5 separate regions of the Homo sapiens genome follow, and regions 1, 2, 3 and 5 are each linked to region 4. A link is a loop called in an ENCODE intact Hi-C map of the cell type or tissue named here. Cell type or tissue: HCT116. All regions are shown on one strand.

The links. A loop is a pair of places that touch in the nucleus more often than their neighbours do. Peaks named below come from ENCODE experiments on the same cell type or tissue, not always from the same donor. Only the 100,000 strongest peaks of a DNase experiment are listed, where the experiment ranks them.
Region 1: a loop joins it to region 4, with 2.8 times the contacts of the local background. A loop is called at or near these places in 4 of 110 quality-filtered maps.
Region 2: it touches region 4 in a loop (4-fold over the local background); 9 of 110 quality-filtered maps call a loop at or near these places.
Region 3: it touches region 4 in a loop (7-fold over the local background); 15 of 110 quality-filtered maps call a loop at or near these places.
Region 5: a loop joins it to region 4, with 5 times the contacts of the local background. A loop is called at or near these places in 13 of 110 quality-filtered maps.

What each region holds. Positions count from the first base shown.
Region 1 is chr9:2,989,103-2,994,102 of GRCh38, forward strand. It overlaps the pseudogene CARM1P1. Among named protein-coding and RNA genes, the nearest start is that of PUM3, 150 kb to the left of the region's middle. In HCT116, a CTCF peak has its summit at 2,385 (motif pointing left); no DNase peak of the experiment used is centred here; H3K27me3 peaks cover 11 bases.
Region 2 is chr9:3,165,535-3,170,534 of GRCh38, forward strand. No RefSeq gene overlaps it. Among named protein-coding and RNA genes, the nearest start is that of LINC01231, 14 kb to the right of the region's middle. In HCT116, no CTCF peak of the experiment used is centred here; no DNase peak of the experiment used is centred here; H3K27me3 peaks cover 3,925 bases.
Region 3 is chr9:4,373,495-4,378,494 of GRCh38, forward strand. It overlaps a transcript of GLIS3 not described here. Among named protein-coding and RNA genes, the nearest start is that of GLIS3, 76 kb to the left of the region's middle. In HCT116, a CTCF peak has its summit at 2,058 (motif pointing left); a DNase peak (open chromatin) is centred at 2,047.
Region 4 is chr9:2,869,877-2,874,876 of GRCh38, forward strand. No RefSeq gene overlaps it. Among named protein-coding and RNA genes, the nearest start is that of PUM3, 28 kb to the left of the region's middle. In HCT116, no CTCF peak of the experiment used is centred here; a DNase peak (open chromatin) is centred at 2,885; H3K27me3 peaks cover 4,285 bases.
Region 5 is chr9:3,438,765-3,443,764 of GRCh38, forward strand. The region is part of intron 1 of RFX3 (regulatory factor X3); the gene reads right to left. Among named protein-coding and RNA genes, the nearest start is that of RFX3, 85 kb to the right of the region's middle. In HCT116, a CTCF peak has its summit at 2,636 (motif pointing left); a DNase peak (open chromatin) is centred at 2,617.

The DNA of each region.
Region 1 (5,000 bases), 120 kb after region 4:
TAGTCTTTGAGCTATTTTTATTTATTTATTTGCTTATTAGAGATAGGGATTTGCTATGCTGCTGACGCTGGAGTACAGTGGCTATTCACAGGCACAGTCACAGTGTACTTGCACCTGCTATGGCTGGAGACAGGATTATGGCTCAGAAAGGTGAGAATATCTCTAGCTAATTCCTTCCTCTTTTTCCTTAAAGTACCATATCCAAGGATATTAGATGTTTAAGGTTTTAAAAGTAACTAAAGTATCTCCAACCACTTTAAAATATATGAAAAACAAACTATATGAAGGAAAGAAAACTCCCAAATTATTTACGCCACTCTTTTATTTTATTTTTTGGTCTCTTGTATAAGATACAACAGGATCAATACCTTATTAAAAATCAAATCTCTTTGAATATAGGAAGAGACCTTGATTATTACTGTTTCTCCTGTATTGCCCAACAACAGAAATGTAGAGTGCAATTGAGTAAAGATATGAATAAATGAATAAGCAGCACCTAAAACAAAGTCCTAAACAACCCCTCACCTTAAAAATTCATTTTAAAATCTACTAATATCTAAGCAGAGGCGTTGTTATCTATGAAGTTCTCTCTACATATTTTTATCCTCCTCTTCTCTATTCTTTTTTAGACCTCTCTATCTAAAGCTTACTAGGGCCATTAGGACAGTGAAAATGTAAGGTACAAACTGGGAGAAGATATTTGCTACATACATAACTGACATAGGATTAATATCTAGAAAATAGAATTCGTTCCTACAAATAAATTAGAATTAGACAAACAATTCAAAAGAAAAATTGTCAAAAGCCTGAATAGGCATTTTACTGAAGAGAAAGCACAAATGGCCAAAATACTTGCAAATATGTTCAAAGTCATAAGCAAGTGGAAAAAACAAAACCACAAAGATCCTGTCATAACCACTAGATTGGCAAAAATTTCAAAGTCTGACAATATCAAAGTGCTAACAAAGACATGGAACGATGGCACCCATATACTGCGGGAGGGAATAAAAATTGGCACAGCCACTTTGGAAAACAATTTGGCATTATATAGCAAAGTCGAAGGTATGCACACCCTAGGATCCAACAATTCCACTCCTGTGTATGCCTGAGAAACTTCAGCAAAGACGCAGTGGAGACTGTGTTCAAAAATATTCATAATAATACTTTTATAATGGAAGCCATCCAAAGTCTGCCAACAGGACTAACAACTTGAGGCATATCATATCACGAGACACTCTACAGCACTGAAAATGTGTAAACAACAGCCGTATGCATCAACAAATATGGCCCTCAGGAACACGATGTTGGGTGAAAAAAAAGCAAATTGCAGGAGAATGCATACATTATGAGCCCATTCATGGAAAGTTCATAAGTGATATGTTTTTAGGAATAGAAATATATGTGGTAAAAGTATAAAGAATAAGAGAACAATAAACAAAAATTCACAGTAGTGACTACCTCTGTTCAGGGCAAAAAAGTAATGCGATCAGGACAAGGTACATGGGCCTTTAAAGAAAATGCTAATGGTCTATTTCTTAAAACAGGAAGTAGGCACACATTCATTGTATTGCTATTCTTTACACTATATATGTTTACAAATATTGTTTGCAGTGTCGTCAATATTTAATAAAAATGACATTTAAGAACTAGTAAAGAAACAAATAACTGAAAATATTTTCTTCAGGACTTGCTGGAAGCAGAAAAGAGAATACAACAACCTACCCATCCATTAGGCTCTGACAATCTTTCCCTCCAAACATGCCAGAGTTGTCTACTTGTCTCTTGGTTCCTGTTTGCTCACTTACGTCAAAACCAACCATCACTCAGAGGTACCAGTTGTCCGGGCCTGGAGGAGGGTTTCATGATGCTCATCTGAAGCAGCAGCCAAGCTTTTCTCTCTATCTGTCATCCTATCCCTCATTAAAATTCAGGCCTCCTCCAGGTATGAATGACAAGCACATTACCCTGTTCACACGGGTGCACACATAACCAATTTCTGCAGTTTGATTGGGTTATTATTACATCCAAATATTACTGAAAGCCATTATTACCTGACTCTTGACTTTGATTTATTTTATAATATTTGTACACATTTCAGAATGATAATAGAGCACTACATTTAAAACAAATCTTCTCCCTCTCCTCCAGTCAGAACCTGAAATCTTAAAAAGCTCCTCGAAACACAGACACCTGTCTCTTCCTCTTACTACAACCATGTAGCAACAGCCCCTTAAACCAAAAGCAAAATTTAAAGTGAATGGTGTAGCTATTGTCATTACAGCACTTAAAAAGAAAAAAATAAATCTAGCTGCAGTGAAACATTACTCCTCACCCAGATAATTAAAGAAAACATTCATGTCTCCCTTCCTCTGCCCCAGCACCATCTGCCACCCAGTGGATGGGAAGGGAGAAGGTTTTGCTACAATTTCAGTATCCTGACAATTAAAAAAATTAATTTTTTCATATCAATCACTACAGGGAAATCAGGCTTGATTGGCAGTAACATTCCAATACAGCAAAAATTAGAAACTGGTTTTATTAGTCCATTTTCACACTGCTGATAAAGACATACCTAAGACTGCATAATTTATAAAGATAAAGAGGTTTAATGGACTCACAGTTCCATGTAGCTGGGGAGGCCTCACAATCATGGTGGAAGGCAAAAGGCATGTCTTACATGGTGGCAGACAAGAGAGAACGAGAGCCAAGCAAAAGGGGTTTCCCGTTATAAAATCATCAGCTCTTGTGAGACTTATTCACTACCATGAAACAGTATGGAGAAAACTGCTCCCATGATTCAGTTATCTCCCACCGGGTCCCTCCTACAACACATGGCAATAAAGGGAACTACAATTCAAGATGAGATTGGGGTGGAGACATAGCCAAACCATATCACTGGTTAAATAAAATAAATTATTCTAAATGACCTACCTGGAAGACTCCATCACTGGGTACCCTGAGGTATACTAAAGACCCACTTGGTAATTGCCTTAAAAATACAACCACTGGCCAGGCACCGTGGCTCACGCCTGTAATCCCAGCACTCTGGGAGGCTGAGGCGGGTGGATCACGAGGTCAGGAGATCGCGACCATCCTGGCTAACACAGTGAAACGCTGTCTCTACTAAAAAAAAAAAAAAAAATACAAAAAATTAGCCGGGCGTGGTGATGGGCCCCTGTAGTCCCAGCTACTCGGGAGGCTGAGGCAGGAGAATGGCATGAACCCAGGAGGTGGAACTTGCAGTGAGCCTAGATCACGCCACTGCACTCCAGCCTGGGTGACAGAGCCAGACTCCGTCTCAAAAAAAAAAAAAAAAAAAAAAAATACAACCACTTACCTCAGCATACTGTGCTACTGTACTGAACTGGCTTCAACTGCATAAACTGTCCTAGCTCCAGCCTGTACAGCAAAAAATGACAGGATTCCTGATCCACAACCAACATCTAGAACCACCTAAAAGGAAAGAAGACAAAAAAAAAAAAAAAAGTGTGAAAACACAAACAAGGGCTTGGCTTACTGGCACAAAGCCAGCTTTGGGTGTTGAGGTCAGACTTATTATAATAACACTAGCTTTGATGTTTCTAGTGGCGTTACCTTGGCAAGGTTATGAATCTTTGTGAGACTTGTTTTTCTCACATGTTAAATGGGGTTAATAACAAACACTCTTAGAATTGGATATAGAGATTAAATAATATGAAAGTATGCAAAGCACTTGGCACATAATTGGTGTTTCACAAATTATTGCTATTATTATAGTTTCTTTGTAACATGGATTGCTTTGAGGATGCTTAGGGCCAAGAGAAGTAGTGTCACAAATGGGCTTGCTCCACCAATTCTATCAGCATGAACAAATGAAAACTGTGGCAAATAACTTTTGGAATGATATACCTAGGTTTAGAAATCACTGAAGATAGTCTTGAAAAATTCAAAAATGAAGGGTGCGCTTTTATACCAGGCCCTCTCCATAAAGCTGGGGAGGTTTCTATGGAGGGTAGGAGCAGATGAAGGTAGTGAAGTGACGAAATTTGTCTTCCACTCTCTGTGTTCAGACCTGGATCTTAGATCAAGAAAACCACCATTTACTGGCATAAAAAGGCCAACACTTAACCCTGCATGCAAGGGGTGGATGGTATGTGGTCAACCCCCCTCCGCAAGCACTGCTGGAGCTAAGGCCTGAATCTCAGCCTGATCATTGAAATTTCAAGTTACTGTATTTCTGTCGCATTGATGCCTTTTAGTCTCAGCATCTTTTGGCACTAGCTTTGAACAAGACATTTTCCTTGGCTTTACCTCCTCACAATAACAATATGAATAGACAACATTATTATGCCGATGTAATAGGAAAAAAAATAAACCCTGAAAATCGGAGACATCGAACAATCACCTCAAGTTCAGCTGGCAATAAATAGGGAGGCTAAGAGTTGACTCTGAACATGTCTGCCTTCATGCTCATGTTTTGTATTATAATACATTGCTTGCTGACATTCATCTTCTATAAAACTGACATTTCAACACGGCAATACCAATTAGACAATGGTTGACAAGGAAACAAAGTAATATGTTCTGTTGGAAAATTTAGAAAAGTTAAAAAAATTATAGCAGGAAAAATTTGCCAAAAAACAAGAAATATTAAGGGGTGTGTGTGTGTGTGTGTGTGTGTGCGCATTTTAACTGCAATATCACACTGTGATGACACAGATACTGTGCCATTATTCTAAGATAACATGCTGTTAGTAATGGGTTCACAGTGCTCACTTATATTAATCTAGAGCTGTGGCTGTATTCCATACAGTTTCCTAGGGTTTGGGTAATTAGGAGCATTACCAATTTAAAATGTCATCCAGACTCCAAAATTGGCTATCAGGCTGTCTATACTTTTAGAAATTTTAGTATTCTCTTTTCCTCATCCTCCCCAGGAAATACATCATCTTCATGTGGCCATGGTCTGTTACAAGAACGCTCACAACTGCCATTTAAGAAATGGAGGCTGTTAAGTTGGA
Region 2 (5,000 bases), 300 kb after region 4:
TTTACATCAATATTCATACACGATATTGGTAATAATTTTCTAATTACATTGTCATTTGCATACTTCGTTCTCAAAAATAATTTTAATACTCTGGAATAAGCTATAGAGCCCTCAAACTATCTGGTCTTTGAATATTTGGTAGAATTCCCCTGTGAAACTATCTGAGCCTGGTGCTTTCTTGTGAAATAGCCACCTTATAACTTTATTTCTTTGATGTAAATTGGTCTCTTTAAATAGAGTGAATTTGTCTCTTTAAATAGAGTAAATTTCTTTAGGAAATTGTTCAATTCATATAGGTTTCAGCATTTCAATTCAACATTTATTTGCATACATGTTGGCAAATGAGTCTCTAATTAGTTTTTTATAATTCTTCTGTTTCAATGATATTTCCCCTTGCCAATTCTTATTTTGAATATTTGTCCTTTCTCCCTTTTATTCTTCATTAGGTTAGTTAGCAGTTTTTATATTTTGCTATTTTTTTCAAAACGCAGCCAGGCTTTAAGTTATTAATTATATCTACTTTTATTTATTTTTCTCATTTTTTTCTTTGCTTTACATCTTGACATTTTCTAGGTTTTTCAGTTGGGAATTTAATTTGTTAATTTTCGTTGTTTCAGTTTTTTAAATAAAAGTGTTTAGGGCTCTGAATTTGCCTCTAGTCACTACTTTAACATATATATTCTTCTATCCTCATCTCCACTTGATTTAGTGTTGCATATGCATTTAAGTATATTAAATCCTCATCATCAGTCCTTTAATGAACATCATCTACTCATGCCTTAATGGGATTCTAGTTGATTCTCAAGAAAGGTTCCTGGATACAAATTCCTGCACTCTTGCATATCTAAAACACACAAACACACACACACACACACACACACACACACACACACACACCAGTGCTGCTCTACTGTTGATGCACTATTTATCTTCTTTTAACAACAAACATTATGTTTTTGAATATCCAAAGCCAGCCTAGTTCTTTTTTCTTTGTAAGATATTTCATCTTTTCACCTTGTAGCTCTGAGGATTGTTTGTAATCTTTATCAATTCCAATAGTTTTACTCAGATAGGTCTCAGAGTTAGTAATTATGGGTGAATATTCCCTGAGCTCTTTCAATATGTAGATTCTGATCTTTCATTTACAGAAATAAGGTTTTTTAATTATCGTTTTAAATATGAATTTGTTCCATTGTTTTATATATCTCTTTCCAGAGATCTAATTGGATTATTTTTGCTACATTTTATTTCAAATACTTTCTTAGTCTTTTGAGATTTTTTTATTTTAAAATTTTATTCATTTTTTAGATTTCTTTTTGTTTTTTGTTATCTTGGTTGTTTTCCTCATTTTCTTCAATGTTCTCCTTAAATTTTCATTTGAATCTTTTATTCCTTAGAGACTTTCTAAATCAGTCTTCATTTTTTTGTGTAACTTAGACTTCTACGTTTTCCTAAAATCAACTTTTATTTTAGTTCTACTTATTTTGCATTCATTTCTGTTGTTGATGTTTTCATTTCTGTTTCAAAGTGGTTTGTATTATATTTCATATCCAAAAATGCTTATTTGAGGATATTTCATTTAGTTGCATTTAGTGGATAAAATTTTTGTCATCTGGATTAATTTGATTCTCATTTTCTTCTGTATTTTTATGGTGGTGATAGACCATTGAAGACTGCTTGTGCCTCTGCATTTCTGTGTACAGGGCTGGTGGTTTAGGTTTGAATAGGTTTCAGAGATTTCTAGTTGAAGAATTCTCTCTTATGTCAGGGCAGTAAAATATGGTTGAGAGGGTTTTTGTTGTTGTTGTTGTTGCTGTTGTTTTAAACAGGGCTGTAGGGTAAGGTGACTTGTCCTTTGCCTTTTTTCTTTTGGCTTCTAAGATTGCAAATGTGCTCTCTTTTTATTTCGATTCAGCATGTAGCTTTGAAAGAATGCCTGTCTTTTTTAAATTGTTCTCCTCAAATGTTACCTTTCCAAGACTTCCTCTTGACACGCTGTGTACAATTTTACCTTCCTCCTGGTTGTCAGTTTCCTGATCCAGCAGATCACTTTTTTTTCTCTTTTTATGGTGATGCTTTTAGATCAATATCAGGCCTGCTGCTAAGTCTTCCTTCTCCATTCCAATCAGTTTTTCACAGACTGCCCTGGCACTTCACAAGGACTTTGGGAGGAGGACAAGAGATAACTCATAGAGATCTGGTGTTCATTTGTGTAGCTGCAGGTCTTTTGAAGTTTAGTTGAAGACATTATTTGTCTTCTTGTTATGCTGAGAGCATGAATTTTAGTTCTTCTCATTGTTATTTAGGTGTTGGGGAAGGATATGTTGGGAGATTAAGATTTACATCATCACTATTACCTTGGTTACCCATCAAATTAAAGTGTTTAATAATATGCCACCACATAAAACATTTCTAATGACACTCAGCTGTGAGAGCTCTAGTTTTCTACCCTGGTCATAATACTTACCTCAAAACATGATTTTATCTAGTAAGTGGTTGGTGCATACCATTATATCTGATTGACACAGGAAAGCTGGGTATTCTAGAACCACAGAAGACTGACATATATTTGAGGGTCATTCCAAAAAGATGCCTGCAACCCCAGCAGTTAACCAGCTGAAGGTGAAAAGTGTGAGAGAAAAAAGGGAAGCAGAATGTTGAGGAGCAGCTACATAGCACACAGGTGTCCAATGAAAGACTTACTCAGAGTAGAAAATATATTTGGTAGTTACTCTCTAAAGGCTTTTATGAAAAGATAACCATGGCTTCATGGTTCCTTCTAGACTTCACTACTCTACCTCATGCCTCAGTTCCTTTGTGTTGTCTCTTGTCTCACTCTATTAATATTGTGTTATTGGTATCTTTAAAAGAAATTTCATTCCATGAGTGTTAGAGATAGTGGTCTCCATAAAGACAACCAGGAGCAACCAGGACCAAGTCAAGCAGTGAAGGGGCAAGAATGTACCTTTTCACAAGGTTAGGTACTCTTAGGTCCGCTAAGTACTGACATCGGTCTCTGTGTCTCTTAGGTCAAATCATCAAGAGTAAAAATCATATAAAATAACTGATTATTTTTTATTACTGGTTAGGTAATATAATGGTGCAGGCACTGAAAGGTGCTCAACAAATAATTGTAAATGAGTGAATAATAATCAAAAATTATAAAAATGACCATCAAATGTCATAATCCTCCTACTTGCCAATAGAAAATGCTGCTTTGGAAAGGTATTTTAAAGCCTACTGTTCTACATCAAACAATAAGTTACTGTTTGGGATCTGAGCCCCATGAAGAAAAGTGTCTTCTCTGGCTTTCTAAGGAACTTGATTTATTAGAAATCACATGACCTTTTTGAGAGATGGGTGTTACCTACAAATTGCAAATATGTTTTGCCCCACATGAATCAGCAAAAACCATAGCAATACATTGAAGTAAGAGTCAAGGGGCAAAAGAGTGGAAGGACCTGGAGATTATTTCCAAAACACAAACCAATGCTTCATTGAAGTAGACATTGCGAATTAACTCAACTGCTTCCCTTGATTCATCACATTATTATTTTAAAGTTCAGGCACAGGTTATAGGAATAATTTGCTCTAAGAGGGACAAGATTAACTAACAAAAGCAAAGAAGAATTTGACTGGCTTATAACAAAGATTGTAGACAAATTGGCTCACTGTCATAATGGCTGAGAAAATGTGATAAAAATTATTGGTCCATATTTTCCAAGAATAAAAGTATACTTTCTGCCCTGGAAGCTGTATAACTATATTCACTAGAACCAAGTCCTACTGTATATCTTCCTAGGAATGCAGAAATTATAAAGACACAATCCCAAACCTGAAAAATCTGAAAGGGAAGAGCCACATCAGAATCTGGGGAGGCACAAAGAAACCAGGCCATACTACTAAAATATTTCAACCTAGAGAACATATTATCATTCTAACTGGAACTTCAAAGAATCAAATGCTCTATGGTGGGGGGCAGAGCGCCAAAGAGTTCCTGTAAATGGAAAAGAAAAATCACAACTATTCCTGGGAGTCAAGAGATAAAAACCATATTAAATTGCTTAAGAGAATGGATTCTAAATATCATCTATGGAGACTGGTGGAGAGAGAGTAGAGCTGACCATTGGAAGGACTAAGCACCAGCCCTGGCTCTTTATGAACTAGCTAAGGGAGTCTGCCAATGTATTCCACCTCTGTGAACTACAGTCTCTATATCTATATTCTATAGATTAAAAACTTAATGTTCATTGCCTGTAGTTGACACGTTCTCCGCTTTTTTGATCTGCTAGCCTTGACATCTAAGAAACGGAATTCATATACTGAAGGATTTGCTATCTGTGGAAACAAAATAAGAAAACTTACTTCTCTGAGAAAGAAAAAAATATGAAATCAGAAGTGAATGCCCTTGCAAGGAAAAAATTGGCTTTGTCCACAGGAATTTACATGAAACAATTCCATGGAACTGTTTTCTGAGCACAGAGAAGCATTATGAAAGCTCAGCCTCTGGACAACAGCTGGGTTTGCATCTCAGCTCTGCTCTTTCCTCCTAATGTCTTAGACCAGTTTTTGAACTATGCCTCCATCTTTTTCCAAGTGCAACAAAGCATCTCACATCAGTTTGCAATACAGTATTTACAAACAACATGGAATCTGCAATGCCATTAGCCGGACTTGGTTAGGCTAAAAATGCGTACGATTCAGATTCACTTTCCTCTTCTCCATTCCAATTAATGGATTTTCATTTATCTTTTATTTTTCTGACACCTAAGATCCAAGACATAAGTGTTCTCTCAAGGTGGTACAGAGTCTATCTCTATGTCTTTTAAAATATAAATTCTAAACCCAAGACTGTAAATATCAAGGCTTGTGAAATATGTTTAGATGATTACTTAAAGCCAGAAAACATATCTAGTTTAAAAAAATCAATATCCATAGAGTATACTATCCATCATCCCCTAAGATGCAACAAATCTAGTGAGGCTCCAGCTTCCTTTCTT
Region 3 (5,000 bases), 1.5 Mb after region 4:
TTGAAGCTGCACGTATTTCTGGGACCACTCAATTTACACCAATAATCAATTTGAAATATTTAAATACGATGCAAACTCCCTGGCCAAGTTATCCTTTTGGGAGCTAAAAAAATACTTCCTAACACTTAGAAATTAATGAGTTTTTGTTATCTAGGGGAAAACATAATTTTCTTTTCTTTTTTTTTTTTTTTGAGACGGAGTCTTGCTCTTGTCGCCCAGGCTGTAGTGCAATGGCACGATCTCGGCTCATGCAACCTCCACCTCCTGGGTTCAAGCAATTCTCCTGCCTCAGTCTCCCGAGTAGCTGGGATTACAGATGCGCACAACCACGCCCAGTTAATTTTTGTATTTTTAGTAGAGACGGGGTTTTACCATGTTGGCTAGGCTGGTCTCAAATTCCTGACCTCGTGATCTGCCTGCCTCGGCCTCCCACAGTGCTGGGATTACAGGTGTGAGCCACCGCGCCTGGCCGAAAATGTAATTTTCAAACTGTGACTATTGAACAATTTACTTCATACATGGGCACCTTTTTAACAGTTACATTTCACATCTTGCAACGAATGGAATAGGTAATGGTGATGCTTTTGGCGGATACACGAAATCTGTCCACCTGTATTCCTCTATTTAATTTTGCTACTGAAGGGCAGAGAAGGACCTGCTTGTTGAAACTGCTTCAGTGATACTGCCTTCTAATTGGATGCCAGCACCATCAGGTATTTCTCCTCCAAGAGAAGTTACAAAATGAATTAGAACAACTCCCCTTCTCTGAAGCAATGGCTGTTATGGGCTAAATCCTCTATATCTTACTCCCTGCTTTATCTATCCCTGCAAAGGAAAAAGATGGAAAGGGCTGCTGTGGATACTTTTGACTGTTCTCCGGGCTCCTTGCTATCTTGAAACTTCCACCTTATAGCATATTTCAAAAGAACCAATATTGGGTCTAATATGGATAGGATTTCCAACTAATTATTGGCCAGTCTCTAAAAGAGCCCCTCACACAGGCTCAGCCTGAAGCCCTTAAGATGCCCTTAAGCCTGTCCAGGCAAAGCTCACACATGGCGGCTGTCTCTCTCACATCCCTTTCTTGGGGAACTATTCCCCCTTCCTCCTCTGTGTGGTTCCGACAAGGCTGTCAATCAGGGCATCTTGTCTTCTCCACCAGGAGGAAGAGAATGAGACCTAAGTTGGCAGCAAAGCCCTCTCATCTTCTAGATGAATGATCACATACATAAAGCAGGCTTATAATAAAAAATGTATACAAGACTCAAACGTCCAAGAAAGTCAATTAGCTACACTCGGAGAGAACCACCGTCACTTATTTATTGCACGCATCTGCCATCAACACACATGCACATATGTGCACACAATTGAATATACTATTTTGCCATCCATTTTTTTCCACCTGACAACTCATCTCGAGCATTTTTCTATGTGGTGAAATATTATTCTGCAGCTTGCTATTTACAATTTGCAACAGTTTGCCGCTAGATGATTATTTCAACCCCCCTACTGTTGGACATTTGTGTTGTTTCTAACTTTTCACTATTATTATAAAATGATGCTTTGATTGCTCTCTGCTTGATCTTAAATGCAAATCCTATCTTATCCTGACAGAACCCACTGTTCTTAGTCATTTCCCACTTTGCAAAAATGAATTTGGAATTCTTTCAGGAGTGCTGACCTCCTATAATCAGCCTCGTTCAAAAGAGGTTTGAAGGGAAGGGGAGTTACAATCAAGTCTAATGAACTCCCAACATCAGAATGACAAATATCTCCTTCAGTAGAAGTAAAGGAGATCACAAAGTTCTCGTGGAACAAACAGAACTTTGGCTTTTTTCAGGTTGAGAGTGTGGGTACAGAGAGAAAAGGGATATATCAAATTATAGTATATACAAGTTTCCTTTATACCTTTAATGAAGGATGAAAACAATTTGCGACTGTTTTATAATATAAATGTAAGGTTTCTTCTGTGTTTGTGCTACATTGAAGATTAATCTTTCTGAAGATGTTTTCAGCTGACTGATGCTCTCTCTAGGTTGTGCAATGGTACCATCTTGTGGCTAACAAAAGATAATCCACAGACACATGGCTTTATAATGTGTAAGGATGTAAAAAGTAACAACTAAGTAGAACTACACGTCCCTCCTTATGGAATGTTTGCTTCTACAGTCATAAAACATGCTCATCATTGTCTAGTGGCTTTTTAAAATATGTGCACATAAAACAAATGTTAAGAGTATTTCCTGTTGCCAACCAATAACAGTCAGTGCGAGTGGGAAAGTTTTAGAACCTTCTAAAACACTAGTACTTGACAGAAAACATGGTTGTGTGAGTCTTTAGCTCTCCTGTCGTGATAGTAAGTCATTCCTAAGAAACTTTGGAATAGTACAAAGATCACAAGAGCAGGCATTAGAATAACCAGTTTCTAGTGCCAGCTACACGTTTCATTGGCTCACTTAACTTCTCAGTCTTTGTTCATCTGTAAAAGAAAGTGAGTCCCTGAGCTGTGAGCTTCACAGGAATGCTGAGGTCACATATGAGACATATGCTGAATTCTGCTGAAACACCAGACAAAATATAAAGCCTTATGATCGTTCAGAACAGTTGGGTTAGCAATCTGGATTGAAAAAAAGTTGGGGTGGGGTTTGGTGTGCGCTCCTTCAAAGTTCTCAGGCATGACTCTGGTGGAGAGATTGTCCCTGAAGCAGAGACAAATGGTTCCTTTCAGGGGAAGATGTTAGGAAGGAAACAGGTTGGTGGGGAAAACTTACGAAAGAAAAACTAATTCATCTTTTCAGGTGTCAAGAATTTAAAGCATTAGGAGTATCCAAGGAGAGATTTCAGAGGCTGAAGATTGTTTTTCCTGGGGAGAGCCTTTGAAAAAACAATGGAAGACATTATTCAGTTTAAAAAGTAGAATCTATATGCTCTCTTTCTAAACACAAGAGCAACAGAAGAAACCACAAAGGAAAGACTGACATATTTCTATTTATGTTTAAACTTTATAAGCCAAGTGTCCAAACACAAAGCTAAAAGACAAGCAAACCTGACTTTTGTAAGTCATTAGCAAGTCACGAAAATAGAAGTCATGTAGGTAGTTGGTTCCGTCCTAATATGCCAGTGGGTACTAATGTAAATATACATCTTATAAAAGAAGAAATATAACTTTTTCACCCTGACAAAAAAGAAAGCTCAACCTATTGTAATCAAATAAATATAACAAAAACTATTAGATACTATTTTTAACCTATCAAATATGAGAAAAAAGTTTTAATGAGAATACTCAATGCTGAAAAGGCTACACTGAGATACTCCTGTGTTCTGGTGGGAGAGTATACAGGCACAGTCTTTGCAGAAGGTGACTTTGCAATATGCATCAGGATGCTTGCAAATGCGCGTGTTCTTTGAGCCACTGATTCCACTGCTGGAGGCTGATTAGTGCAATGGCAAAGGATGCAGGCTCTGAGCCAGACCACCTGAGATTGCCTCCCAGCCCCACCACTTACTAGCCCAATAACTTGGCAGAAAATTCCCTGACCCCTTTGTGCCTCAAAGTCCTGATCTGTAACACAGGGTTTGTGACGGTTAATATTAGGTGTCAAATTGATTGAAGGATGCCTAGATAGCTGGTAAAGCATTGTTTCTGGGTGTGTCTGTGAGGGTGTTGCCAGAGGAGACTGACATTTGAGTCAGAGGACTGGTAGAGGAAGACCCATCCTCGATGTGGGTGGCCACCATCCAACTGGCTGCCAGCGCATCTGGAACAAAGCAGGAGGAAGAAGGTGGGATAAGCTGGCTTGCTGAGTCTCCTGGCTTTCATCTTTCTCCCATGCTGGATGCTTCCTTCCATTCCTCCCACCCTAGGACATCAGACTCCAGGTTCTTTGGCTTTTGGAATCTTGGAGTTACACCAGTTGTTTGCTGGGGGCTCTCAGGCCTTTGGCCACAGCCTTCCCTGCTTTGGACTGAGCCACTACTGGCTTCTTTCTTCCTCAGCTTACAGACGGCCTATCGTGGGATTTCACCTTGTGATCCTGTGAGCCAGTTCCCTTTCATATATACATATATCCTGCTAGTTCTGTCCCTCCGGAGAACCCTAATACAGGGTAATAATGCTATCTTATTTCGCAAAGTAGTGTGAAGATTCTATTATGAAATGTAGGCCATCTAGAATATGGCTGGTTTTACATTATTACAAGACACTAATAATATTATTGTTATATAGTATAAGATGCTATTAATATTATTTTTTCATTATTAGACAAAGCTAGCAATAATCTGAAAGTTGCACTTGTTTAGGCAATATTTACTGAGTATTACTTTTAGTTGGGCAATGGAGGAAAAAACAGTCGTGATCTCTAACCTAAGAAGTTTTTAACGTAGTTGTAAAAAACATGCTCTTAGAAGTTCATTTAATAATATTTATAATAGCAACCAATATTAAATATTCAAAAATACATGTCTATAAGATTGTAAAGCATACCATGGATTACTCTGCAGCCAGTAAAACTTATGTGTATGAGGCTTAACTCCTTCATCTGGTAAATGGGTATACCACAGAACCATTAAAAGATTAGAATGATCGTGAACATGAGAAGACTTTGGAGATAGTAAAGTAATATACAAATGCTAATTATTACCACTTATGAGGGTGTGTAGAAGCTCAATTATGAAAGTAATTTTAATGAGCATTTACTATGTGCCAGATACTATATATATATATAATTAATCCTCAGTCTGGGTTGCCAGGTTTAGAAAATAAAATTACATAATGCCAGTTACATTTCAGTTTCAGATAAACAATGAACACTTTTTTAGTATAAGTATATCCCAGGTGCAATTATTCAATGTTTATCAGAAATATTTCAGATACACTGAAAACATATTCACTGTTTCTCCAAAATATTTAAAACATGTTTTTGTTTGTTTATATTTTTTTCTTTCACCCTCTCAGTCCAGCTTTTCCTGACTCTGGGAAGAACCAGGAAGAGAAGGCCTTA
Region 4 (5,000 bases):
CTCACCATCCCATCTCTGGAGAACTTATACTCTTTCTGCCTACCCTACAGCACTGAGGGAGTGGAGGTCTGGATCCAGGGAATGGGCTAAGGGAAAAAGATAGACAAATGGGTTTTTGTCCAGCTTTTAGTCAACTTCAACTGAGTGTAAGAATCTCAGGAGATGCTTCTGAATGGATTTATATACTCAGACTTGTCCATCATACATCTCCAAATCTTTGATGATCAGCTTCCAATCAAAAACTAGGTTTCTTGGGTCATCTTTAACACCTTATTTGGGGTCTGAGGAAATAGCCTCCACTATTGGAGGGCACTGAGGAAAAGTTTGGCAGTTTAGAGAGCAACAGATGGTAGCAGGTGAAAGGATTTTTACTTTATGTTCTTGGCCCTTGGATGTGCTTTTGTGTGAGCCAAGAATGTTGTATAGTTCTTCCAATGTTTCTCCCACTACTAATACTAAAAAGGCTTAGAAATGCCACAGACCCAACAACATCACCAATGTTATCAAAACCATTTCATGAAACTCCAAGCATCTTTGCTCACTCACTCAGTTACTCCCTCAGCCATTGACTCTGTGAGCATTTATCCATTATCTACTTGTCATAAACCCATTGCTCTGGGATTGCTGCCCTCTCGTCTACTTTCTTTTCCTGCCAAAATTTACCCATAGTCATCAATAACTGCCTTCCTTTCCTGAGACCTTGCTGTCTTTATTTCTCTGCCATCTGTCTCTATCCCCATGTCTCTATAGAAATAAGCCTTGAAAATCCCTTCTATCTCTTTGCCAAATGCAAGACAGAAATTCTTGACCATCCAATTGGAAACAAGAACTAAGGGTCGTACTCTCTCTGTGGCTTCCACGATACTGCATTTTATCTGCTTTCTTACTCCTGTAACTTCTCTCTTTCTTTGCTGTCTCTATTTCCTCTCATTATTCATCTTCTCCAAGTTGAAAGAGCAATCACAAAGTTTTCAATTTCCATCTACAGACTCATAGAGTAGATAGGCAGTGGGGCAAGCACTCTACTACACATTTAACTTACATTTTCAGTTAAAGTCACAGCATGCCAACAAGTAATAGTTCTCATTACTATTTTATTTTGTTTATGTTTTAAATAGAGACAGCGTCTCACTCTGTCACCCAGGCTGAAGTGCCATGGCATGATCATAGCTCACTGCAGCTTTGATCTCCTGTAACTTCCTCTCACCTCAGCCTCCTGAGTAGCTGGGACTACAAGGCACACAACAGTATGCCTGGCTAATATTTTTGTTTTAAAATTTTTTGTAGAGATGGGGTTTCACTATGTTGCTCAGGCTGGCCTCTTAAACTCCTGGCCTCAAGTGATCCTCCCACCTCAGCCTCCCAAAGTGCTGGGATTACAGGCCTGGCCCATTATTTTAAAGACAATAAACTCAAGGCTCAAAGGAAGTAGGTAACTTACTCAAGGTTACAGAGCTTGTTAGTGGGGAGCCCAAGCCCATTACATCCAAAATATAACCAGCAGGAATCCGTTGCCCTCTGAGGGAATCTAGAATAATGGGAGCTGAAAGTACTGACCAAACTGTCAGGGCAATAGAAATCCTGGATGGATGGAGGGCTTGGTATGAGGGCTGGAGGGAAACTGGGCCGTAGAAGGAGTCACATAAGCGTTCTAGTCAGAACTGACTGAGGCTGGTGGAGCAAGCTGGGATGGGGGCTGCTTTATGGGAGCTAATGCTGAGATAAGGAAATCAGTCACTTCAGTGGAGGAGAAGCTTGGGTCTAGAGACAATCTTACCTGTTTCACCTATATGCTCTTGAACCCACTTTACCAATTTCCAAGTAGGTATTATCACAAATTAATTCAATCCGGTGAACGCTATTGTGAGCTTTTTCTGTGCCTCATGGCGTCTAGTTGGCAAAAGGGGAAAGACCACGTTGATTTAACTACCCTAAACCTCAATATCAGAGAGACATGGTGTCCAAGCCAAGCTCTACCACACAGTTGCTATAAGGTACTGTACAAGTTATATATCTCTCTAAACCTGTTTTCTTATCTGTAAATGGGGATGATAATAGTTTGTTACTCATTCAATTGATGCAATGTCTAAATAGATTATGCTCAAGAAGCACTTATTACATAGAAATACTCCCTGAAATGTCTGATAGACTGGAGGCTGGCGGGGAGGGGAATAAGACACAGTCTTTGCTCTCAAGGGCTTATAATGGGGTGGGAGAGGGTAGGGAAAAGACCTTGAACTGGGCAGTTTAAACATTTACCCATATTTGTCTCATGGGATTTTCATGGGGAAGCATTTGTTGGGTAAATGTGTGAGATGACAGATTCTATCTTTATCACACTGAACAGCAGAATGACAAAAAGGGACGGAAATGGTGGCGAACCAGATTCTTCCAGCTCATCAGAAGTAATAAACTTCTAACAATAAGAACTGTCAAACAGCAATGAAAGAGGGAGTTTTCCAACACTGCAATTGTATAAGTCAAAGATGGATGGCCCTTAGTAGGAAATGTTTTACAAAGGCATTCGCTGGAACGAAAGACTGAATTTATGTTGTTTTGCTCCTCCCCATCTAGCTGGCCTTTATGTACGAGAGACTCTCAAGGTCAGGGCAACCTCCTCCTCCTCCTCTTTTCTTTCATCTGCTCCTACTGGCCACTCTCTCACTTCTATCTTCTTCTGAGGTCTCTCTTCTGAGCTCCAGACACATGAATCCTATTGCTGATTGAACTCAGAAGGCTCCAATTCCCCAAGACCCAAAAGGAACCTATGATCTTCCCCCACAAAACCTGGTCCTTCTCCAATCTGTGAACCAGAACTCAAAGGCATTTCACAGGCATGTCACTTTCAAAGGACTTCCCTGCCGTGTTGCAAGGCAAAAGTGAGAGAAGGTACTGTCGGTAGAGGGAGATGTCAGATAAGAAAAGAACCTCACAGCCTCTGTCAACACACTTTTCAATCGTGGATTTTTTTAATCTAAAAAAAAAAAAAAGGTTTTAAAATCTGCTATATTTTGAGTTTTGAAAAAAATTAATGTTGCTGTTTTATAACCTCTGACAAGGTTTTATTCTATAGTTGGACAGGTTCTTTCTGTTAATTTGCCTTATGCAAGTGAAGCAATTTTTGTATTTGCGTTTTAACGTATATGATACTCACAAACACACCCATTTAGCCCGACTTCCCCCCAGTGCTACCCATTGCATATGCCACCCACAAAGCCCAACTGGGTGTGGCTGAGTCTAAGCAAGACATAATCATAGAGGCAGATCTGGAGAGGAAGACACATGCCACAGGCCAGAACACAGGTTCAGCAAGATTCTCACTCTAGTTATGTGTATCACTGTTTCTCACTGTCACAGGCAGTTCCTTAGACAGGCACACGATCCAGCCATAGTAAGCGTGTGTGGCCAGCCCCATTCCTGGCTTCATTTTGTCCCCATCCTTGTGTTTCTGTGTAATTTTGCCTAATTATAGTTTATACTATATTATTACATACACTTTATGGAACGAGCTCAAATCCTTTTGGAAAAAGGCAGGATAGATGAATAGATGGGTGGGTGGGTAGATAGGTAGGCACTCTTTACAGCCACCTAGGAAAAGGGCTATTGATAAATCTTTACTGTTTCCATCGATTGATTTCCACTTAGAATTCCCCTCTCTTCTTTTCTTCCTCTAATTCAGTTTCTCTTTGCACTCATCTTCCTCTCTTGCCTCCATCCCTGCTTCTCACCTCATCTCTGGGCCAAGATGGGGTTTGGGCTGACTGCAGGCTTAACACTATTAGAACTTTCCAGAGAGAGTCCCTCAACCATGTTCCAGAAGTGCTAAGCCAGTATTAATTTCCCTGGCTACTTTCCTGCCCTTGTTTCATTTCCTTATTCCCCCCGATCTTCATTCCAGAAAGATCATTTCCCACTTGTATCCCACCCAGGTTGGCATGAGTCTGCTTTTCTCTAAGACTGAGATCAATTTTATCTTGAGGCATTTGGGCATTAACTGTCATAAAATAGATAAGAATTCTGGAGGATGGGGAGTCTTGAGACAAGAACTGTCAGAGAAGAAAGAACCCCAAGTGCTTTCTTCTGGTAGAATGGACATATACTGGGAATGTCCCGTAGTTCTGGAAAATATAATGCCCATGCGTGCCCACGTGCACACACACACACACACATACACCCCACACACGATCAGATTCATCACATTTTAGCCATGCCATGAACCCTCACACATTCCCACAAATTTACTCTCAAAGGGAAGAACTGTCTTCAACTATTCAGCTCTCTCTTTCTCATCAGGACATGGCTTCATACTGGATTAGTTCATGCAAGATAAAGCTGAATGAATCAGCCAGTTCAAAAGTGGAGCCTCACAATCCTCTAAGAAAGAGAACTTTCAGTCAGAAAACATGTAATGAGTACCTACTGCATGCAAGGAAACCTAATAGGCAAATGCAGTGAGGGTGGAGGAAGACACATGAAGATGTGTGCAAGTCAGTCTCTTAAGACTCTTCAGGGAAAGCACCAAAAGCAAAATATTTATTCAAGATTGGCGATTTAGAATCAGCAGATGTGACGGATTATGATTGTTCTTGGCATTCATTGCCACCACATTAATCAAGCCAGATTCTTTCACAATTTACATGGATACATTGTTGCCTTTGAGATAAGAGACAACTATGAATACCGACTCTCCAGGAAAGGCAGTTACCATCAGTCAAGTCCATTACTGAGTCACCAACAGCTAGGAAAATGTTTATTCCCAAACCGCTGGAAGAAGGGGCAGACCAGACAGGGAACCAGTAAGCATTTTTTTTTTTCAGGGAAAAAAGGAAAGAAGCAACAAATTGGGGTATCAGTGCAGACAAACTTCAGGCAACTCTCCCCAAGATTGTGGCCCTCAAAGATACTGGGCAGAAAAGCCTAAAATATACTGCTTATTTTCTTTTGGTTTAGCTGCAGTTGCTATATTTTAATACAAAGCTATGTATTACCTATGCTATAAA
Region 5 (5,000 bases), 570 kb after region 4:
GAACAGAACTATTATTAGGAATACAGAGAATAATTTCATAATGATAAAGTGATCAATTCATCAAGACGACATAATAATTTTAAATGATTATGCACCAAATAACAGAGCTCAAAATATATGAATCAAAAACTGACAGAAACCAAGATTTATAATATTCTGGCCATAAAACAAGTCTGAAATTTAAAATGATTCAAGCTATAACAGTATGTTATCTGCTCACAATTGAACTGAATTAGAAAACAGTAACAGAAAGGTCTCTAGAATATCCCCAAATATTTTGGAGATAAGTATGAAACTTCTAAATAAACCAAAGGGTCAAAGAAGAAACAAAAACGGGGATTAGAAAGTATTTTAAACTGAACGAAATTAAAAAAAATAAAAATAAAAATTTGTAGTAAGCCACTAAAACAGTACTTATAGGGAAATTTATACTACTAAATATCTATATTAGAAAATAAGAAAGGTCTTAACTTAATAGCCTCTGCTTCCACCCTGAGAAATCAGTACAAGAGTAAATCAAGCCTCAAGTAATGAGAAGAGAGAAAGTAAGGATCATGGTCAAATTCATTGAAATAGAAAACAGAATAATAGAAAAAAATCAGTGAAAACAAAATCTCATTCTTTGAAATGGTCAACAAAACTGATAAACCTCTAGACAGACTGATCTGAAATTAAAAGATATAAATTAGCAATTCCAGGAAGGAGAGGTGGCATCGTTACAGAATCTATAGATAATATGGGAATATTTTAACAACTTTATGCCAATAAGTTTGAGAATTTAATAGCAGAAGTAATCAATTCCTTGAAAGACTCAAATTACCTAAGCTCACTCAAGAAGAAACAAATAATGTGATATATGTATTAAAGAAATTGAATTTGTAATTCAAAAACCTTCCCACAAGGAAAACTCCGGCTCAAATGACTTCTACCAAACATTTAAAGAATAAACAATACTAACAATACTAACATGTTTCCCATACACTGCAGAGGAGAGAATACTTCCCAACCTAGGCTATGAGACCAGCATTACTTTAATACACATGGAGATATTACAAGAAAAGGAAACCACACACCAATACTTCTCATGTACATAAATGTAAAAATCTTAAACCGTTAAATCTAATATTCATAAAGGATAATACATCAGAACTACGTAGAGTCAGTCTCAGGATCTGAAAGTTTGTTTAGGGTTTCGGACCACCTTAAATGTAATCTACCATACTAAGAAACTGAAAAAGAAAAACTTAACAATCATCTAAATAGGCACCTAAAAGTATTTAACAAATTCTAACATCCATTGCTGATAAAAACTCTCAGAAAAGTAGCAATAAAAGAATTTTTTCCATCTATTAAAGAAATCTATTAACAACTTGTAGTTAACATCATATTTAAAGATGAAAAATTAAGTATTTCTTCTCTATGATCGGGAACAAGACAGAGATGTCTGCTTTCATCACTTCTATTCAATACTGTGCTGGACGTTCTAGCTAGTGCTATCAGCAAAATAAAACAAACAAAAAGTATCTAGATTTTAAAGAAAGAAATAAAATTCTATTCAGACAATATGATCATCTAGACAGAAAGTTAGCATCTATAAAATCACTACAAGAACTAGTGAGTTTAGCAAGGTTGCAAGATACAAAATCAATATTTAAATCCATTGTATATCATCTACTTACTAGTTATTAAAACCTAAAAGCTGCAATTAAAAAAATAAATTTATAATAGCATCCACAAACACAAAATACTTAGGAATAAATCTGACAAAAGATGTGCAAGATCTATACACTGAAAACTACAAAAATACTTCTAAAAGAAATTAGAGGGCTAAGTAAAGAGGTATAACTTGTTCATGGGTTACATGACCCAATATTGTTAACATGTCAAGTCTTGCTAAATTCATTTAAAGATCTAATGCAATCCAAATCCCAAATCCCAATAGGCTTTTTCACAGAAATTGACAAGTTAACTCTAAAATTCATATGGAAATCCAAAGGACTTAGAATAGCAAAAACACCTTTGATAAAGAAAAAGTAAAAAGGAGAGCTAACACTACCTGATTTGAAGACTTACTGTAAGTGTGCAATAACTAAGACAGTATGTTACTGGGGTAAAAACAAACAAACACACCAATGAAATGGAATACAGAATTTCAAAACTGACCCATATATAAATGATAACCAATTGTCAAGAAAGATGCAAAGGCATCCAAGTAAAGAAAGAAGTTTAACAAGTATTGTTGGAACAAATGGATATCCATATTTTCAAAAATGAACTTTGGTCCACAGCTAACACCATACACAAAATTAACTAAAAATGAATTGCAGGGTATAGGCTAACAACTCTGAAGCTGCTTTATATGTATACTGGGTTTGTACAACCAAGTAAATGGATGATGGAAGCCATGTTTCTCATTGTTGGATAGAGACATTAATGATAATAAACCGCACTAAAATGAATTACATGGTATGAGATTAGAGTCAGAGACACCAGTATGAACGCATATTTAGTTTAATATATATACAAATGGACAGCTACAGAATTGAGAGAGAGAGAGAGAGAGAGAGATCCATGGGTTAGCACATTTACATATGTTTCCTGGTTCTGTCTGCCAAGCAAACCTAGACACAGTGACACCCTGTGGCAACAACCAGCATATCCAGTGTCCAGGTCTTAATTTCTATATAATAAGCTCTAAAAACAAGAACCAAGACTCCTTTGAGAAACGGATGATTCTGGCGCTGGGGCATAGAAAATAAAAGACTCGGGCATCTTGTAGTATCAAAAAATAAAATGTGCTCAACAAAAAAGGTGGAGGGTAACAAGTTAAGGAGACACAGGAGCCAACCTAAAAGAGCTCTCAATGGCCAAAGCTGGAACGAGTAACAAAATAACGTAGTATTTGAATGTAATGTGAAGTATAAAATGAGGCCATACTGATAAATGATTGGAGAAATAAATGGGAGAGAAGAGATAAATATTTTTATAGAAGAATTTCAAAGAACTTATGTAAATACCCACACCTCTAGGAGATAGGACATAAAACCCTCTATAAAACTCTATAAAACCCTCCCCTCCTTGGGCATAGGCTATAATTAGTGACTTGCTTCCAAAAAACAGAATATAGAAAGAGTGAAAAGAATGAACTTTACCAGCCGGGCATGGTGGCTCACACCTGTAATCCCAGCACTTTGGGTGGTCCAGGCGGGCAGATCACCTGAGGTCAGGAGTTCGAGACCAGCCTGGTCAACATGGTGAAACCCTGTCTCTATTAAAAATACAAAAATTAGCCAGGCGTGGTGGCACGCACCTGTAATCCCAGCTACTTGGGAGGCTGAGGCAGGAGAAACGCTTGAACCCGGGAGACAGAGGTTGCAATGAGCTGAGATCACACCATTGCACTCCAGCCTGGGCAACAAGAGCAAGACTCAATCTCAAAAATAAATAAATAAATAAATGACTTTACCATAGAGTAACCTGGCTAATATTACCTTAGGTAATCAAGGTTAAGCAACATCAATGATAAGCGTATATTGATACCATATGATGTGATGAGAAAGGCACCTCTCCCAAAAAAAAATCAGAACCCCTGTGTAATCAAGAAAAGGACATCAAAAAAACAAAATTGAAGGATACTCCAAAAAGTATCTGGCCAGTACTGCTCAAAACTGTCAAGGTCATAAAAAAATAAGGGAAGACAGAAAAGCCATCAAGGATCAGAGCTAAGGAGACACAAAAACTAAACAAAATGTAGAATCCTGGAACAGAAACAGATATTAGTGGAAAAACTGATGAAATCCAAATAAAGTCTGAAGTATAGCCAATAGTAATATACCCCCTGGTTGCCTAGTTGTAACAAATATATCATGCTTATTTAAAACGTTCACAAAAGGAGAAAAGGAATGGGGGTATATGGGAACCTCTGTACTACCTCTGCAACTTCTCTGCCAATCTAAAATTATTCCAAAGTAAAAAGTTTATTATAAAAATGGATTATAGACCTAAGTGTAAAACATAAAGCTTCTGGAAGAAGACATAAACATATTTTTGGCATTTATTTTGGCAAAATTTATTAGTTATAATGCTAATAGCACAATCCATAAAAGATAAAATTAATAAATTAGACTTAATCAAAATTAAAATTTTCTGCTCTTTGAAAGACACTGTACAGGAATGAAGAAAAAAAGCAGGCTAGGCTCTGCAAACATATATCCAATAAACGTCTTACATCCATAAATGTAAAGAACTCTCAAAACTCAATAATAAACAACCTGATTAAAAGTGAGCAAAAGATTTGGACAGTCACTCAAGAAGATATAAAGTGACAAATAAGCACAAAAAAAGATACTCAACATCATTAATCATTAAGAAGGTACAAATTAATACCACAGAAAGAAACCACTACACATCCATTAGAATGGCTAACATTTTATTTTCTTCAACTTTTAAGTTCAGCGGTATATGTGCAGGATGTGCAGGTTTGTTACATAGGTAAATGTGTGTCATGATGGTTTGGTGCACAGATCATCCCATCACCTAGATATTAAGCCCAGCATCCATTAGCTATTCTTCCTGATGCCCTGCCTCCTACCACCAACCCTCTCCAACAGGCCCCAGTGAATGTTGTTCCCCTCCATGTGTCCATGCGTTCTCATCATTCAGCTCCCACTTACAAGGGAAAAGATGTGGTGTTTGGTTTTCTGTTCCTGTGTTAGTTTGCTGAGGATAACGGCTTCCAACTCCATTCATGTCCCTGTAAAGGACATGATCTCATTCCTTTTTATGGCTGCATAATATTACATGGTGTATATGCACCACATTTTCTTTATCCAGTCTATCATTGATGGGCATTTGGGTTGATTCCATGGCTTTGCTATTGTGAATAGTGCTGCAATAAATATACACATGCGTGTATCTTTATAATAGAATGATTTATATTCCCTTGGCTATATACCCAGTAGTGGGGTTGCTGAGTCAAATGGTATTTCTGCCTCTAAGTC